Linked DNA regions of Homo sapiens: region 2 is linked to region 1. Evidence: chromatin loops called from intact Hi-C (ENCODE). Cell type or tissue: heart left ventricle. All regions are shown on one strand. Links, peaks and the distances in the headings refer to the core of each region. The heading gives the core; the rest is flanking DNA.

What was found. Peaks named below come from ENCODE experiments on the same cell type or tissue, not always from the same donor. Only the 100,000 strongest peaks of a DNase experiment are listed, where the experiment ranks them.
Region 2: a loop joins it to region 1, with 2.2 times the contacts of the local background. A loop is called at or near these places in 1 of 110 quality-filtered maps.

The regions. Positions count from the first base shown.
Region 1 is chr12:2,074,417-2,077,220 of GRCh38, forward strand. The region is part of intron 1 of CACNA1C (calcium voltage-gated channel subunit alpha1 C); the gene reads left to right. Among named protein-coding and RNA genes, the nearest start is that of CACNA1C, 23 kb to the left of the region's middle. In heart left ventricle, for the core only: no CTCF peak of the experiment used is centred there; a DNase peak (open chromatin) is centred at 1,391; H3K4me3 peaks cover 460 bases; H3K27ac peaks cover 2,500 bases.
Region 2 is chr12:2,238,335-2,241,138 of GRCh38, forward strand. All of the region lies in intron 3 of CACNA1C (calcium voltage-gated channel subunit alpha1 C), which reads left to right. Among named protein-coding and RNA genes, the nearest start is that of CACNA1C-AS4, 16 kb to the left of the region's middle. In heart left ventricle, for the core only: no CTCF peak of the experiment used is centred there; DNase peaks (open chromatin) are centred at 1,145 and 1,408; H3K4me3 peaks cover 575 bases; H3K27ac peaks cover 2,500 bases.

The sequences.
Region 1 (2,804 bases), core at 146-2,645:
CAGCATACAGGTGGGGAAACTGAGGCTCGGAGATGATCTGACTTGCCGAAAGTTGAATGGCAAGTCTGAGCAGGTGCAGGCTTGGCCCTGCTCTTCTTCCTTTGTACCATGAACTTGTTGCGACTCCTCTGGGGTCTCCTCTGGGAGATGGAAATTTCCATCCAGGGAGTACTGTTATTGATAGGCCCTCTCAGGGGGAGGAGACTGCCAGTGCCGTGACTCAAAATAGCTGTCTCTTCCCTGCTGAAGATGTTGCCCTTTCCGCAGCAAATGGATGAATTAGACCCCCCTGCTTCGATAAAATACTTTAGGGTTTATAGGGTGGAAAATTTTGTTTGGAAATGAAAATAGCCCATAGCCATCCATACCCTGAAGCTGTCAGCTAATGCCATCTGAGTCACCCCTCCCCATCTTCTGGCACCTGTGGGGAGCCTCCCTGTGGTCTACCTTGCGGGGTCTGAGCTTGGCCATATTTGGCATTCTGGAGCCTGCTGGCTTTGGAAGTGCCTTTCAACCTGCCAACACCCACATGGGGACCCGGATCAAGCCATGTGTTTAAATGACTGGGCTGTGGAGGGAGCTCCAGTGGAGACGTCCAAGGGATGTAGGGCCATTTACTTAACATAAATCAGTTCCCTGAGTGTGAGTGTCTTAATGCATTCCTTCAGTTATAAACAGTTTAGAGCCATGACAGCCAACATCTTTTCACCCCCGCTCTCCTTAGCCCAGGCCTCCATTTGGATTTGTTTCTACAGCCAGAGACTTTGATGATTGCAAGGGATGATAGGGAGGCCATTCTGAAGACAAATAACCATTGTTTATGGAGCCCTGACTCCTGGGGTGGCAGCCGCTCACTGGGTGCAGGCATGGGACCTGCTCATCAGCTCCTGGTGGGCACTAATCTAAGTGTGTCCCATACTCTATCTTGTTTAATCTTCCCCTCCCATTGATGAAGTGGGGACCTCTTACATTTTACACTTTAGAGAAAATTTTACATTTATGGAAACCCATTTTACAGAGAAGAAACCTGACGTTCCCAGGGCCTCATTAATTTGCTCAAGGTCACACAGCTATTGAATGGGAGAGCTGGAATTTGAACGTAGGCAGCTTGTTTTCTGAGCTCTGGCTTCTAAAACGCTTTGCCATGTTTATGTTATTTCCTGTCTAATTTGGAGGCTTTGTTGCTGGGCTTTTGAGATCTTTCTTGCTTGCTTAAATAGCAGTCCATAGGTTGGCAGAACAAGCCTGTGGATACTGCCCTGACCTCCGGTAGGAATGTTCACAGAAGTGGCGTCAGTACCATGGACTTGTCCTTGTCCCAACCTCAGATGTAGAACAGTGGAGCCAGGTTCCCAGAGTCCTGGCTTGTGCTGTGCCCCAGGTTTCTCCTGGGAGCGGATGTGCCAGGGCTTGTTCTTGGGAGTCTGCCTGCACCCATGGAGAACTGACAGTCAGGGAACCCATTTTGGTATAAACAGGGGTTGGTATATTTAGAAATAATCTCTAGAGACTGTCATATGTGCTTATCTGCATGCTCAGAGATAAAAGTCAGGGAGGTGGGTCAGTAAGAAAATGCTGGGGTTGACATCCAGTTGACACATGGCTCTTTCCCAGGGACACAGGGCAGCCTGATACATAGGGCCTATTTTAGGGTCTTTCATTATCGGTTTGGAATTGTCGCTGTCTGCACTGCAGTAAAACAAGACTCGCCTGGATCTGCCTTTCCTGACTTGAGAAAAAAAGATCCTTACACAGGCTTGCCTTCGATTCCCATCTTTCTCCAACGTGCTCACATGTGCTAGGGTTTTTTGTTTTCTCTCTGCAACCCACCCGCAGACGTAACCTTCTGATTCACTGTCTAATTTAGGGCAGAAACTTGCAGAGCAATGTCAAATGGGTCTGTTTTCACTTCTGGATATTACACATGCGTAATGTTCTTGCTTTGAAAGCATTCCAAGAGGATACGATAAATAAAGGGGCTCGTACACATACAGCTCAGTGGCCACGTGGCTCACATGGGTCTGCTGCTTTTGGGAGCGGGCCATGTTTCTTCTCCCCTTCCTTCCCTCGCCTCACTCCCTCCCTACCTACCTCCCCCCTCCCTTCCTCCCTTCACTTTTCCCCCTCCTTTCTTCCTTTGTTAAGCAAAATAATTTTTTCATTCATGAGCAAAAACAGTTTTCCAAGGGATGTGAAAAGGCAACAGAGATGGTATCTCTAGTACCCTGTATTTTTCAGTCACAAAATTATTTGCCTCTGGCTTTTTTCCCAAGTTCGATTCCCATTTATTCTACACTTGTATCGGAACCATTGCTGTTTTTAATGGGATGACACAGTTAAAATGAGCCCCTGCTTTATAGAATGGGACTTGTTAGACGGGTCACCCTGGTTGGAAGGCCCGGGAGACCTCTGGCTCTTTAAACACGCAGTTGCTGTGTGTGAAGGACACTGGGTTCTGCTATACGGCACTTTCTACTGAGTGGGAAATTGAGACATGGAACATGAACCAGCCACCCCTGGAATCCAGGAGAGGGCTGAAGCACTGGCTGGCACGTGCCCTGGAGCGGACGCCATGCTGGGCTCACTAGCTGTGGCTTCATGTTTAGCAATGAGGTCGAGCAACATTCATTACAACGCATTGCCCACTTAAGTTTGATTTAAGATGTGTACCGTTTATGATCAACAGGGAAATTTAATTTAGGTACAGCTAATAGCTGCATGTGTGAGTATGTGTGTGGTAGGTTGATGAGAGTTTCAGGCATGTTGTTTAAATTTGAACATTAGCTAACCTTCTAGGTAAGTGT
Region 2 (2,804 bases), core at 162-2,661, 160 kb after region 1:
ACTTAATATAGAAAGAACTGAAGTGTGGCCAAAAACTGTCTCCTCACCCTTGCCTTCAATGTGATTTCTGAGCTGCAGACTCGGAAGTTTCTCACATTCCTTGAGATAGTGGTGAACAGTAAAAGGTTTGGGAATTGGGGAACTGCTATAGGAACTCCACCAAAATCATGTTGAATCTTACAGAGAAATGGGATGAGTCTGTCAGTCTGACTTTCTTGTGAATGAGAATGGTCAGGTAGCTCTGACAGGCCTCAAAGAAATAGGCTTTGGAACTGACCTACCAAGTGCCCTCTGAGAAGAGGACTAGCCATTCTCTGGGAGCAGAGGGAACCTGGATGATGTGGTTCTTTGTCCAAGGAGAGTGTCCTGGAAAGGTGTTCCCCATCTAGGTATTTTCTCTGAGAAGCAGAGGATGAGGGCTGAACTTGCAGGAAGCCGAGAGGAGGAAGTAAAGTCAGGAGAAAATCTGCCTGGTTAAGGCTGAAATTTGGGGACTCATGATCCAGAGAGGTTCTGTAATGCCTAACCCTGGTTTTGGAGGCCAGGGATTTTCATTTTGACTGGCTTCACTCCTTGGCTTATTAAATGTCTTTGACTGAGTGGCTAAACCACCCTAAGCCTTAGTTTCCTTACCTGTAAAGTGGGAATAACACTTGTTTCAGAAGGTGGTTAAGAGGATTACATGACATAACACATATGAACCATTTAGCTAGCGTCATGCCTGTCACATGGTAGCTCGTGAAATTTTAGCAGCTATTTTTACTCCTAGTTTTACTACAATAACCTGACTGGGAAAGCGTCCGTGGGCAGGGCAAAAGGGAGGAGCCGTGAAGATAATCAGGAGGTCAGCGTTAGAGTGGGTACCAAAACAGCCAGAGAACTGTTTGGGAGAAGTTGCCTCCAGAGCACTCCGGTTTGGTCCCCTCCATCAGGGCCCACTGGTCATCGGGTACCGTGTCAGTCACCTGAATGACGGTGAGGGCTGGGCCAATACCAGCTCTCCCAGGCGGTGAGGCTTTCCTTCCACACACACAGGCTTCATCTCGTAAGGCTCTTGGTGGGAGACACAGCTGGGGCACTGCTGGAGGAAGGGTCAGCTGCACAGACCTCGCGGCCCTCTGCCCAGTCCCTGACGTCAAAAGGGCCGTTCATTCCCAGGGCTGCTCTCTCCACCCAGCTGCTGGGTCTCAGCTCTTTTCCTGGGAAGCCCGGCGCTTCCCGGGTAGGAGATTCTATCCCGACAGTCTGTTCTAGCTCCCTTCCCTGTTTGTGACTGTCCCTCTTCCCTCCCACTCGCCTCCCACGCTGTCCCCCACCCCTGCCTGGTTTCCAATTTTAGCGGTGTTACCAGGGCAGGTTTTCAGGAAGCCTGCTCCAGTGGCTCTCTCCTGGGCCATTTCCACAGAGGCTGTGTGCCCGGCTACCATTCCCTAAGGCTCAGCCATTGCGCCCATCTGTTCCCCGGGCTGCAGCCAGCGAGCATCTGCGGGGGGCGGTGAAGGCTGAGGATGCCCAGACAAGGGGCAGGGAGGGCTGGCCCACGTGATGGCCAGGGGAGTGGGATGCCCAAGGGAAATGTCATAAAGGGTCCACTGGTTGGGAAAAAATGGAAAATGGAAATAAGGTTAAAATTGAAATGTTTTTAAAAAGTGATTTGTGAAGACTTAAACAAATTTCTTTCAAACTGCTTTATTACTCATAGAAATTGTATCAATCAACAGTGATCGCTAAATTGCTGGATCAGTCAGAAAATATTGTTGCTGCTGAAGAATCAATGCTAATTGGATCATTAGGGCATTATTACATGAAACACAAATAGCTCAGGATGGTCGCTCTTTGCTTGGCTTGATCTGTAGTCTTCAGAGAAGCAGAGAAACCTCGATTGTTTCCTGCTCAGCTGACATGCAGTTTCCCCTCCCTTGCTCCCCTTCTTGCTGGAGTTAAAGGTGGATGCTGGTTGCAGACATTTCCCCCTATTTAGAAAAACAAAGACGTACCATGGTCCTTGAAATCAGTGATATTGAACAGTCCTAAAAAGTAGAGAGGTTAAAAAGGGATTTGGATTGCATTTTAGCAATCTTCTGTTGGGGTCTGTGATGTGTGAAGACACATCTGCACCTTTACTGAGGCAGGTAGAATCCAACAAAAGCCACTGATAGGGCTCCAGGCATGGGGCAGGGCCTGCACTGAGGGTTATGGTGACAGCGGCCTGAGCCACAAGCTGGCTGGAAGGACTCCTGGAGGGGTGAGACATTTCATAAGATCTGGGAGGCCAGCGTCAGCGTTGGGCACACCATCCCCCAGAGTGCCTGATATTGGTGACCTTGCTGCATGGCGGATGCTAATGGGTATTGACTGAAGGGACAAGGTGCCTTCTCCACCCATGCTTGGTCATTAGCACATGGTTAGGTGGGCACGCGTGGCCTCCTCTTCCACCTCTCTTTTGGCCATTTTCCTTGCCCTCTCCCCCACCCCCTGACCTCTGGCAGCCCAGAGCTCCCCTCAGCAGTGCTCACCCAACTCCCTCAGGGCCTGAATTTCCAGGGTGAGAGTCCCCTCTCTACACCGTCTCAGTGGGTGCTTCTGCCAGGGTGGGATCTCGCCAGGGATTATGCTTGCATCTTAACAGGAATTTACTGGGGATGGAAGTATTAACCCAAATGGAGTTACCACAGAGGGGATTTCACATGTTTCTCAAATAATGCCAGAGTGAGCCAAGGTTTACATAACCAGTACGAGGTGAGGGGGGTGGGAAGAGGGCAAGCATTTCCTTGCGAGGCTCCTGGCAGCTTTATTTCTGACTT